Regions from separate parts of the Homo sapiens genome. Here region 1 is linked to region 2. A link is a contact called in ENCODE Hi-C or POLR2A ChIA-PET data. All regions are on one chromosome and are shown on one strand. The core of a region is the stretch at or near the end of the contact, and the rest is flanking DNA. Distances in the headings are between cores, read along the strand shown. Region 1 overlaps DNAH6 (dynein axonemal heavy chain 6). Region 2 has its middle 20 kb from the start of DNAH6.

The links. Hi-C counts contacts between places; a loop is a spot of excess contacts on that map. ChIA-PET counts read pairs that join two places held with the same protein, here RNA polymerase II (POLR2A). Pooled maps may share reads with other maps.
Region 1: a map with no recorded cell type shows a loop between it and region 2 (5-fold over the local background). The contact joins two enhancer-like sites. A Hi-C loop is called at or near these places in 1 of 37 single-sample maps with no recorded cell type and 6 of 50 pooled maps. POLR2A ChIA-PET finds 5 or more read pairs at or near these places in 1 of 52 experiments (IMR-90).

What each region holds. Positions count from the first base shown.
Region 1 is chr2:84,812,513-84,818,834 of GRCh38, forward strand. It overlaps DNAH6 (dynein axonemal heavy chain 6), which reads left to right. Exons shown (of 77, transcript NM_001370.2): 73 at 1-14; 74 at 546-618; 75 at 1,459-1,610; 76 at 3,349-3,571. Among named protein-coding and RNA genes, the nearest start is that of TRABD2A, 65 kb to the right of the region's middle. RefSeq lists an enhancer at 4,739-4,788 and a silencer at 4,939-5,088. Within about 2 kb of position 4,264, at least 2 of the 41 ENCODE cell types and tissues checked have a DNase peak (open chromatin) inside an H3K27ac peak, as active enhancers do.
Region 2 is chr2:84,492,840-84,499,503 of GRCh38, forward strand. It overlaps a transcript of DNAH6 not described here. Among named protein-coding and RNA genes, the nearest start is that of DNAH6, 20 kb to the right of the region's middle. Within about 2 kb of position 1,417, at least 2 of the 41 ENCODE cell types and tissues checked have a DNase peak (open chromatin) inside an H3K27ac peak, as active enhancers do.

The sequences.
Region 1 (6,322 bases), core at 3,014-5,513, 320 kb after region 2:
CCTCATTTGTGGATGTAAGAAAATTCCTTTCACTGGGTTTTGATGAATCTGATGGCATAGTTGGCCTAAGGTCCCTAGGAAGCACTGGCTAAAGATATCCACAGTCACTGATGGATAATCTGAGCCCAGAGAAAAAGAGATGTCCAGAATGGCATCACTTTAAAAGTCTTATACTGATTATAATATCGTTTGCCCTAGGCACTCATCCCCACCTTCCACTTTAATTCCAGGCATCCTTGGGGTTTCAGCTCTAATTCATGGGACCCCACAGTGAGGTATAGACCAACCAAGATGAGTCCAGATCCCAGATAACTTTGCTGCTGTCTCCCTCTCACATACCCCACAATAACCAGGCTCTGTGTCCACAGTCATCAGGCTGGCAGAACAGGAAGGGGAATGCGGCAGGCAGTGAAATGGGGGTGGTGACTAACTCAGGGCTGCTTTAGATTCTGCCTCCTGAGAAACTCTCCCCAAATAGGACTTTGCTTTAGAAAACAAATTCCATCCCAGAAATAACGTTTATTATGAATATGTTTCTCCTTCAGCTGTGGCTCAAAAGAGGACAGCCTAAGTCCTACTGGATCTCTGGTTTCTTCTTTCCTCAAGGATTTCTAACAGGTACCAGCGCTTTCTAGAAAAACCCCATAGGAATGGCCATGACTTCTCATACACAGGGTTTTGAGGTGCTGGGGAAATGACATGGCTGCTAATGCTCTAGCAATGAGGCTATTGATCATAGGGCAATCTAACAAGGTCGTGCTCTTCCTCACTTGTGGGGGGCAGAGGAAAGATGGCAGAGATAGCAGATGTTCCCCAACAACCTAATCCCTGCCCCTCTCAGGTTACATAAGTGCAGGCACTGCTGCCTCCACAAACACAGAATGTGCCTCAGTTCCCCATATGACCCACGCTCAAGGGCATCAACTGCTGTCCACCTGCTCAGGCCCCAGCTGTGAGCAGCTCCCTTCCCTCTGAGAAATTCTCTTGATGTGCCTCCATCAGCTCTTGGGGAATCTGGCTAGAGAGCCTCAGAGGGGGCTAGAGCCTGTGAGCAACTCAATGCTAATTACCCAAGCCCTTCATCTCTCTCATTCTTAATACCTATTAAACAGCCCATATAAAACAAGCTGGGCAAAATCCTAAAGTTAGCGAGATTGGGCTCTGAAACTGCCTCACTGGTTTGTCTCCCTCATGACAGGGCAATGCACTGAACACTGGCCTTCCCTCCCTTCCCAGCCAGGACCAGAGCTTGTCCATCCCTTGGGCCCTTACCTCCCAACATGACCCGCAGGCTTCCTGACCCTGTGAACTAACTCAGAGGAAGGTATTAAGAGTTGGGTCTTCTCTGTGGTGGGAAGGCTCTCTAATGCCAGGGCAGCCTGGTTTGGATGAAGGGGAATAGTGCCTGGGGAGTAGCAGTGTTGTTTGAACGCAGCTTTCCGATTTTCACAATTACAGGAACTCTTCAAAATCATGCTCGAAAATACAATTTGCCTATAGATGAGCTGAGTTTCAAATACAGCGTAATTCCCACCTATCGGGATCAAGCTGCAGTGATAGAAGCTGCCAAGACAGTGCAATTTGGACAAGAACTGCCCATGGACATGGAGGTATTGTCCACCTGGCTGTTATGGCAAAGCAGCTTCTATCCCACTGTCTTTGAAGATTTCAGACAACCTTCCATGCCCCACTCCCCCACCACCTCCCATTGGCAGGAGCAGGAAGGGCAGGGTAGTAATCACACCTCCAAGATAAGCTCCCCAATTAGCAATGACCAGATGGGAACTGCCTAAACTAGTCTAAGTTATAGAAATATTTTTAAAGCAATATTTTTTTTATTTTTTAGCTACCTTTAGTAACCTTCTTCATCTTACAGAATCAATATAGCAAGAAGTTAAAAGCAAGGGTTTAAAAACGAGAGAAGCCTGAGTTTGAATTCTGACACTACCTTTCACCAGCTGCATGTGCTGGAGCAATTGTTAACATGTCTGCACCTCATATTATTTTAAGATCCTTCTTGTCTTAAGAAGAGAGTGTCAACTTTCCCATGTCAGGAAAACTTGAGGCTCCAGGAAGGTAAAGCAACACCCACATAAAAGCCCCCACCGGAGCTTTCCGGGACCAGCCTGCCCTGGTCCATGCTCAGCACACTCCATCTGCCACAGAGGCTGATTCTGACAGACAGAAGTTTACAGTGACCACCAGGGCTCTGTCCCTCCACCCTAGTTCATACCATGTCTCTGCTTGGGTCATGTGCGCTGAGCCATGACAATGCCTTACAATCTCTGAGATCTGGGGAGACTTCAGACTGTCTAACTGGCCTGTCTCCTGGCCCACCTAGCAAATGTCTGCCACCAACAGACCAGGAGACAGGCCAGTAGTGTGGTGTGAAAGAAACAGCCAGTGTCATGTGACCAGCACATATACTGGTCTAAACACAGGGTATGTGTTTAAACAGCTTTATCTCTGTTGCAAACAGGCAAGACCACTGTCAGCCCATTTGCCGCCTTGGCGCAGCATAGGAAAAGGTGCTCCCTCTGGGTGATGCCCAGTTGGTGGACACCCAGTAGGTAGCAGGATAGTTTTCAGGCAAACCTGCATAAACATATGTGCAGCCCAAAAACAGGAAGTCCCATCCTGCTGCACCCAAGAAACAGAAAGGTTAGGACACCAAAAAGCAAAGACCAGCTAAAAAGAATTTAGTTTACCATCCTTTTATTCACTATAAAATGCACTACATATTATCCAAACAGCTTAGTCCTCTGCCTGCAGACGTGAGGCTCCAATTATCCAAAGACCTCGGGCCAGAAATGGCCAAATCCACTCAGGGTTTGAGGAAGGATGACTCAGATGCCCACAATTGGAAAAAAAAAAAAAAAAGTGTGCACCGGTGGAGACATCCAATCACATCACAGGAATCTGATGGGCAGGGTCTCTCCCTCTCCCTCTTTCTTATTTAATACAAACATTTAAAAGTAAGCATAATTTTTAAAAAAGAGAGAAAGAACAAAAAGGAATTGTCCATGGGCACTCTGCAAATATTATTGCAGATATATAATCTGTCTTCTAGGAGGGCATCCAAATCCTTGAAAAACCTTGCTAAGAATAACAGACGATGATCTCAGTACTCCTCCACCTCCCATGAAAAGGGGAAAAGTCATCACATTATTATTACATTTTTTTGCCTCTCAGAGCCTCAGGATTGACCTCTCTAAAATGTGAATAATAACAGCAATGTATAGAGTGTTTTTTAGAATTACCTGGTGAGGATGTGGGACATAGGAAGTGGCTCACACCTGCTGATCCCTTTTCCCCCATCTCACTTTGAGACTTGTGGGTATCTTTCAGTTGCCCTCTCCTGAGGATGGTGTTCTTGTTCATGGGATGTTCATGGATGCTTCTCGATGGGATGATAAGGAGATGGTGATAGAAGATGCATTGCCCGGACAGATGAATCCAGTGCTGCCTGTGGTGCATTTTGAACCACAACAAAACTATAAGCCAAGCCCAACACTTTACCACTGCCCACTTTATAAAACAGGAGCCCGGGCAGGAACACTCTCAACCACAGGTGAGGATGTTCTTAAGATTAGTTCAAATAATGACCAAATGCAATCTTCAATCAAAGTCCAAACACTAAGCTGTGATTGGCTCAAGATCTCCCTTGGGCCAATAAACTAGACTTAAAATGAAGCCACCTATAACATACAAAATTCGTAAATGTAATTATAAATTCTATTTGTTCTGAGTATAGATTAATATTATAGAATTAATTCTTGCTTCTATTAGAATCCAAGGAGTAGAAAATAGAGTTTAACAAGTAGAGACTTCCACTTTCAAAATGGCGGCCTGAATAGACACGAAAATCTCTTTTTTCTCACTAAATCCATTTTTACTCATCATAAAAGAAATTTTAAAATAAATGAATAGGCCGGGAAAGGTGGCTCACCCCTTTAATCCCAGCACTTTGGGAGACCGAAGCAGATGAATCACCTGAGGTCAGGAGTTCAAGACTAGCCTGACCAACATAGTGAAACCCTGTCTCTACTAAATACAAAAAATTAGCCAGGCATGGTGGCGGGTGCCAGTATTCCCAACTACTTGGGAGGCTGAGGCAGGAGAATCACTTGAACCTGGGAGGCGGAGGTTGCAGTGAGCCAACATTGGGCCACTGCACTCCAGCCTAGGTAACAAGAGCGAAAACTCCATCATAAATAAGTAAATAAACAAATGAATAAATGGACAGCCCTGATGCAAAACTCTGAGTGCATCTGAAACTGAGATACAGCCCTGAAAAAAGAAACCAGACAGAAAGAAAGCCACCTCAACAGATACACCAAGGGACAGCTGAAGAATGAGAAGAGAGAATGAACTGGGAAAATCGCCTTGAATACAGCACAGTGAGAGGGGAAAGAAGTGACCCTGTGGAAGGAGCCAGAAATTGCAACATTTTTCTTGTTTTCTAGGTAACCTGAAAGGAGAAAATAAAGAATGGAGGAGAGAGAATGTTTGAAAAAATAATGGCTGGTAATTTCCCAAAACTAAAGAAACACTTGAATCATTAGATTGTGAGGTCTCACAAAGTGGAAGGAATGATTTTTAGCAACCTACAAGTAATCAAATCTTCAAAGAAACCTAGATATACCAAAGTGATACTTAAGACTGTCAGAGACCAAAAAAAAAAAATGCTCAAAATAACCAAAGAGAAGAGACAATGTATAATATATGCTGGAACTGAAATCCCAGAGAATGAGAATCAGATTGATATCAGTCAACTCCCATTATCCACCGTGCATATAAAAAGATAATGGAGAATCACCTTCAAAGGGTTGAGGGAAAATACCTTTGAACCAGAATTCAAAACACAACCAAACCATCTTTCAAAAGGGAAGTGAATAAAGACAGTTTTGAACATACAGAGGCGCTAAATTAATCATCACTGACCTTCTATTTTGAAAACAATCCAGCTGTCTAGCCAGGTGTGGTATCATGTGTCTGTAGTCCCAGCTACTCAGGAGGCTAAGGTGGGAGGATCACTTGAGCCCAAGAGTTCAACACCAGCCTGGGCAACATAGTGAAACCCCCATCTCAATTAAAAAAAAAAAATCCAACTGTCTTTGTTTGTGTTTGTGTTGCTATAAAGGAATACCTGAGGCTGAGTAACTTTAAAGAAAAGTTTATTTGGCTCATGGTTCTGCAGGCTGGTGCCAGCATCTGCTTCTGGTGAGAGCCTCAGGATGCTTCCACTCATAGCAGAAGACAAAAGGGAGCTGGTGTTTAGAGGTCCCATGGCAAGAGAGGAAGTAGGCAAGATGGGAGGGAGGCGCCAGACTCTTTAACAAGCAGCTCTCGCAAGAACTAATAAAGTGACAGCTCACCCCCCATTCCAAGGAGTATTAATCTACTCATCAGGGATCTGACCCCCATCAGCCAAACACCTTCCATTAAGCCCCATCTCCAACATTGGGGATCAAATTTCAACATGAGATTTGGAGGGATCAAACATCCAAACTATAGAAGCCTGGCATAAAGAATTCTTACAAATCAGTAAGGAGAGGGGACCAACAAACTAACATTATCTGAAACTGTGACAGAAACCCCATCTTGTACAAGGATCAAAAGAAACTCTTTTTCAGCTATTTAAAAGAGGGGTAGTCCTATGTAGTAGTCATCAATGGCCACTAATATCCCAAAAAAGAAAGACAATCAGACATAATGTGCTTCCTGATAGAAGTACCTACTACCTAAGAATTATTCTTGCCATAAAACTCAAACCTGCCAGCCTGGGCAAGATGACGAGACCCCGTCTCTACAAAAAATACAAAAATTAGCAAGGTGTGGTGCACACGCCTGTAGTCCCAGCCGCTTGGGAGACTGAGGCAGGAGGATCGCTTGAGTCCAGTTCAAGTCTGCAGTTAGCCATAATCAAACCACTGCACTCCAGCCTGGGCAAAAGAATGAGACCCTATCTCAAAAAAAAAAAAAAAAAAAAAAAAAAAAAGGGAAAAAAAACCTCAAACCTGAATGTAGTCACGCCTCTAGATCTAACCACCCCTTACAGGAAGAGAGGAATATATTTAAAATCACCACAGCAGTGCTGTCATAAAATCCAGATTCTGGGAAACTTAACAGGACAAACAGTCTGGTTGTTTCAACAAATATATTACAAGGGGGCGGCAAAAGAAGCAGAGGGAAACCTACCAATTGAAAGATTTAAGAGACACATCACTGTTGCAAGATATGAAACTCATTTGAATCCTGGTTATTAAGAAATTATTAGGCTGGGTGCAGTGGCTCATGCCTGTAATCCCAGCACTTTGGG
Region 2 (6,664 bases), core at 167-2,666:
TCCAATATGTCTAAAGATAATAAAAAATAATGACACAAACTACAAAATCATAACACAAGCAAAAGCTGACAGCAATGAGAAATTTTCTAGAAGATTCAGTCTCCTAAAATAAAAATGGTACTTTATCTTGACATGGTGACCGCTTTCTATATATACTGTATATTCTATATATTTTTCTATATACTACATGTATATATATTTACTATAGCAGGGGTTGGGAAATCTTTACTTTAAAGGACCAGATAGTAAATATTTTTATTTACTATTTTAAAGGGGCATGGCTATGATCCAGTGAAACTTTATTTACAAAAACACAGGTAGAAGTCTGGATTTGACCCATAGATTAGAGTTTGCTAATCCCTGCTCTGTGCTATATGTAGATAATATATGTATACAAATTCTGTACCATAAATATAGACTATATACCATATGTATATTTTTAAACAAAATGAAATAATGTATAATATTCTGAAACTCACATTTTCACTTAGCAGTATATTGAGTATATTGCCCCATGTCATGTCAATACATATAACTCTCCTTCATCGTTTTAATTGGCTAGAGCAACTTATTGGGAATCATAGTTTAGATACTATATTTTATTTAAATGTAGCTTCCATTAAAATCCTTAAATAAATATCTTTGTGCCTCTGATCACATATTTTTAAAGTCAAATTTATAAAAGAGGAACTACCTTTAAAAGATACACGTAGCTTTCAAAACTCAACAAATGCTGAAAAATTTCTCTCCAAGATGCTAATTTGAACTCTATAAGCAAAAATCGTTGGCTGAGCCTACATAGTTTAAATTCCTGGAGTTAAAAAGTTATGTAAATGAGTCATCACTGAAAGGCTCCAGAAGGAATCGGCGCCAGAAGACTGGATGGCTATACAAGTGACGCAGATGGTCCAAGAGGAAGCTAGGCTGGGACATCCTTGGTAGACACAACAGCTTCAGGCCCAAAGATGAGTAAAGGGGTGAGATGCTGATATCAAATATTCTAACAAGGATAACTGATATGAAACTGGTCCATGATAGGCTGTTTGTTCAGTTTGAAGAGACTGTGACAACAAGCAAGGCTCCCCACCAAGGCACACAAGGTGTATTATGGTCAAGCACGAGGAACTAAGGCCACAGTAAGAACAGGAGTGGTTGTCATTAGTTTGAGTTTGGAGTCAAAGGCAAGACAGAATGGACAGAGTGAGATCAGAGGCAGCAGTTGCGTTTTGCAGGTTTTCCCTGTCAGCCACACTGAGGGAAGGGCTGTCTTTGTGAAAGGATGTGGTCCTAGGAGAAGGGGATTGGGGACAAGAGTCTGGCTGCACTGGAGACAAAGGTCCAAAAAACCTCAGCCCAGGACTCACACGTTGGTCTCTCTCTGAGAGCTCAGGACACTATTAGTGGTAGCATATGAATCATCTGAGGCCCTGGGACCATCAATGTTGATTTGTTTGCCGGATACAGGTTCTCTATAATGTAGCATTTGACGAAGACCATGACTAATATCCTGATTTTCAGGAAGCAAAAAGGAGACATTAGCAGAATTTCTAGATGAAGGGGAATCATTTTCCTACTGTACTCATTATGTCACATCACATCGAAAATCCCACTTTCAGTCCCAAGAGCCATTTTTAGTGTAGAATTACTAAAGAGAGTTCTGCAAAAATATCATACACGGACTAAAGAAACTGGAAGGTTAGGAGGGAGAGATTTAAAGAAGGAAAATTAAGAGTAGAATAATATCTGCATTCAAACATTAGAAAAAAACACGGGGACAGTTTGTAGAAGTGACTAGAGAGTAGATTTTGACATCTACCCAAAACAGAACTTTCTGAAAATTAGAACTATCTAACAGAGGCACAGATATAATGCATTTCCTGTAACTGGATGTGATCAAAGATGAGAAACTCACCTTCCAGGCACCATTCCAGCCTTCCATATCCAGCAGACTTACTGGACACCAATTCTGTTCTCCATGGCAGCACTTCTAAAATTTAATATGAACTGAACCACCTGGGAATTATTAAAATACAGATTGATTCATGAGGTCTGGAGCAGGATCTGAGATTCTGCATGACTAGCAAGCTCTCAGGTGATGCCAATGCTGCTAGTCAATGGATCACACCTTGAATAGCAAGCTGCTGTGGCAGAGGCTCTCAGATGTGTCTCTGTGGAATCACCTGGGGTAGGGGACACTTTAGAAAAACTATCAATGTCTGGATCTCTCACTCTTAGAGAGTTTAATTCATATGATGTGTGGCCTGGGCATCAGAATTTTTCAAAGTTCTCTAAGTGATCTTAATATGCAACTAAGTTTAAATGCCCTTTGACCATTTATTTATTGAGACAGAGTCTTGCTCTGTTGCCCAGTCTGGAATGCAATGGCAGTCTCGGCTCACTGCAACCTCCACCTCCCGGGTTCACTCGATTCTCCTGCCTCAGCCTCCCCAGTAGCTGGGATTACTGGCATGCACCACCATGCCCTGCTAATTTTTGTATTTTTAGTAGAGACAGGGTTTCACCATGTTGGCCAGGCTGGTCTCGAACTCCTGACCTCAGGTGATCCATCCACTTTGGCCTCCCAAAGTGCTGGGATTACAGGCATGAGCCACTGCGTCCAGCCTCTTTGACCTTTTCAAATCACAAAAACACTAACTTAGAGATCACCTCTGCAAAGACCTTTAAGTCTTGAAATGTAATTATCTAGGCTTGGCAGGGCTCATCACTCATACATATTCACATTGGTTCAATATTTTGAAGGAAAACTTTATAATAATTATTAATTCTCATAACTAATGGGGCATTAGACCATATAATGCCTCAAGTTCCTTTCAGATTTAAGAAACCATTGCCCTGATACAAAATCTGGTAATGCATATATTTGACCACGAGGTGGTGATGAAGCAACAGAATACGATATCACAAACCCCTCAGAAAGTTAAGCAGCCCGTGACTTATGCCAACACTTAAGAGTGCCCCACTTGCAGACTATGTCTAATTCTCATCTTTGAGAGGTGATTGGTCACAGACTCTTTTAAGAATCTTATCAACGTTACAGACAAAGAAATACACGCACACAAACATGAATACAATTGTAAGCAGTTCACAGACCCTGAAATTACACTGGACAGCCAAGGCTGAAGAGACATTAACTCCCGTATAAATTATATGACGCCTCTCCCACTCCCACCTCCACGCTTCTCAGCAGCTGACCACATCTCCTGCTTCAGAGAGGAAATAGAATAAATAAGGCCCCAAATCTATCACTTTACCTAACCCACTGCCACCTTTCTTCCATCTACATGGGACAGATGTCATTTCTTTTTATCAAAAACTAAATCTTTCAGCAGTGCTCCTGATCCATTTCATCCTGGCCTCCACCAAGTTCATGGTCCCTCCACTTTAAGCCTTCTTATGCTAATTTAAAAGTAACTAATTTTTTCATTGTAAAAGTAGGATATGGTCTTTATTTTTAAACACACAGAATAGCAAAGGGCATCACATAAAAATAACCATAAATCTCCTAAATATTTATGTTTTTCTTCTATGTAGTTTCTGAGTTTATATATATTCTGGGCTTACAAAAATATAATCATGTTATGCAAACTGTTTTATGACATTAATACTTAATGTAACTTTAAAATATTTTCATCTTTATATTTCTTCACCTGCAGATGTGGTTCTAAACCAGAGATATTCATGTGAATCACCTATAAGAATTTTTCAAGCAAATACTTGCCTGGGTGCCAATGCCAAAGATTCTAATTCATCAGATCTGGCATGAGTCCTGGAAATCTGTATGTTTAGAAACTCCCACCTGTGATTTTGAGGTCTAATACTAGAAATATAATTTTAAATCAATTTTATTGTTATAAGTTACATATTATAAAATGCACATGTTCTAAGAAATTCAGTACAGTGAATTTGTACACATTTATATACCCATGTAACCACCAAAGTTACCAAGATATAAAACATTTCCATCACTCCCCAAAATTTTCTTGTTCCCCTTGCCAGTTAATCTCCTACCCCTCTCCCAGCCCCAGGTAATAACTGATCTATTCCCTATCACTGTAAATTAGATTTGTATTTTCTAGAGATTCATATAATTGTAATTAGACAATATGTACTCTTTTTTTTTTTTTTTTTTTGACGGAATCTCGCTCTGTCACCCATGCTGGAGTGCAGTGACACGATCTTGGCTCTCTGCAACCTCCACCTGCCGGGTTTAAGCAATTCTCGTGCCTCAGCCTCCCAAGTAGCTGGGACTATAGGTGCGCACCACCATGCTCAGCTAATTTTTATATTTTTAGTAGAGACGGAGTTTCACCATGTTGGCCAGACTGGTCTCAAACTCCTGACCTCTAGTGACCCGCCAGCCTTGGCCTCCCAAAGTGCTGGGAATACAGGCATGGGTCACCACGCCCAGTCACAACAATATGTACTCTTTTGTGTCTGGGTTTTTTTTTCGTTCAGCTAATGTTTTTCAGATATGACCATGTTGTTGTATGTATCAACAGATTGTTCCTTTTTATTGCTGAGAAGTATTACAAATAAAGCTGCTATGAAAATTCACATGCAAGTGTTTGTACAGATATAGACTTTGTTTCATTTCGCAAGGGTAAATACCTAAGAATAAAATACCTAGGTCATATGGTGACTATGTCCTTTACTGGCAATTTACTGACTGTGTAGCCTTGGAAGAGTAACTTTACCTCTCTGAATCTTAGCTGTGAAATAGGATTACCAACCCAGAATTTTAAGCCATTGAACTGCCGTAGGATTCTCTGTCATAGGCTATTGCTAGGGTGTATTTAAAACAGTAAAAACAAGTTGGCAAATTGGATTTTTATAAGCTCAGAACATTAGTATGATAACATATTTTTATGAGTAGGCATACTGTAATTTAGCAACAAAATCATTATTGAATAACCAAAGGCCTAACATTAGGATGAAAATAAGCAGAAAGGAACCAGGTAAGAGTATTAAGGCATCTGGGCAAACTGGCAATAGATGGCATTAGAATTGCAGCCACAGACCCAAAAGTGATCCCTGAAAAGCAACATGGCCTCCAGATCTCAGCTTGTCCCTACCCTTTGGCATATTGCCCACATCCCTAGAAGAGGTCTTGGCCCTTCCCAGCCCTTCCGTTCTCCACCATGAGCTCTGGGCCATGTACACTATGTACAGCAAGGTCCTTCCAGACAAGATAGGTTTCTGTACCTAAACTTCCATAGGGCCACCAATCAGGTACTGCAGAAAACCAAACAACTTGTCCTGAATCTCTGTGCTTCATTCTGTACTTCCCAAAGGTCTTGCAGAGACTAGATACTACAGCTGGGATATTTTCCCAATCCCTCTTCCATGAATCTGTAGGCTAAGGGACCAAGGAGTCTCATGCTAGGTCACACCAGTTATGACACTAATAGAGTTCTCAAACTCACTTTTTTGGCAGCATGTCTAGACATCACCCTGTCTTTAGACTCTCAGCCTTACTCTTCAGAGCACCTGGCCCTGATGTATTGCTTATTCAGAGCAGGCTCAAAAAGGCTTCTTGGTGTGCATAAAGCCCTAGTATTTGTTTGAATCATTTTACATTTGCTTCATCAAAAAATTCTAAATCTAAAGCTTTTTTTGTTTTTAGAATAGAAACCTGCTCAAGTAAAAAAAAAAAAATTTGAGAAGTTGGGTTTCTTTTAAAACTGAGTAATTTAGTGAGGTTGTGGAAAACACCCAGATTCAAGCCAAAGGCCTCCTGCTTCTAAAGTGACAGTGAGCAGAATTCAAAAGCAGCAAAAATAAGCAAGAGCACACTGCATTTTGTACTGCTCAGACCCAGAGTCCCATCTCAGCACCTGCCCTGCTATTCATGTGCTACTTTTTTTTTTTTAAATAGCACCACAGCCTCAGACATGGGGTTCACATTCCTCTTATTTGGTGGCTGTCACCCCTCACTGTCCCTTAGGTTTTTCCTTACTGACTGGGTTAGCTGTCAAATGGTAAAGTCTCTTATCTTTCATCTTCCCAATTGTCACCAAAGAGAGGCACACATCCATTTGCTGTTTTTAAATTTTTTTAATGTTGTGGGTGCATTGTAGGTACTTATATTTATGGGGTACATGAGATGTTTTGACACAGGGATGCAATGGGAATAAGCACTTCATGGAGAATGGAGTATCCATCCCCTCAAGCATTTGCAAACAATCCAATTTACACTCTACAAATTATTTTAAAATGTACAATTAAGTTATTACTGATTATAGTCACCCTGTTGTGCTATCAAATAGTGGGTCTTATTCATTCTTTCTATTTTTTGGTACCCATTAACCATCCCCACCTCCCCACAAACCCCCCACTACCCTTCCCAGTCTCTGGTAACCATCCTTCTACTCTGTGTATCCATGAGTTCAATTGTTTTGATTTTCAGATCCCATAAATAAGTGAGAACATGCAATGTTTGTCTTTCTGTGCCTGGCTTATTTCACTTAACATAATGATTTCAGTTCTACCCATGTTGTTGCAAATGACTGGATCTCATTCTTTTTATGGCTAAATAGTACTCCATTGTGTATGCATACCACATTTTCTTTATCCATTCATCTGTTGATGGACACTTAGGTTGCTTCCACATCTTATCTATTGTAAACAGTGCTGGAACAAACAT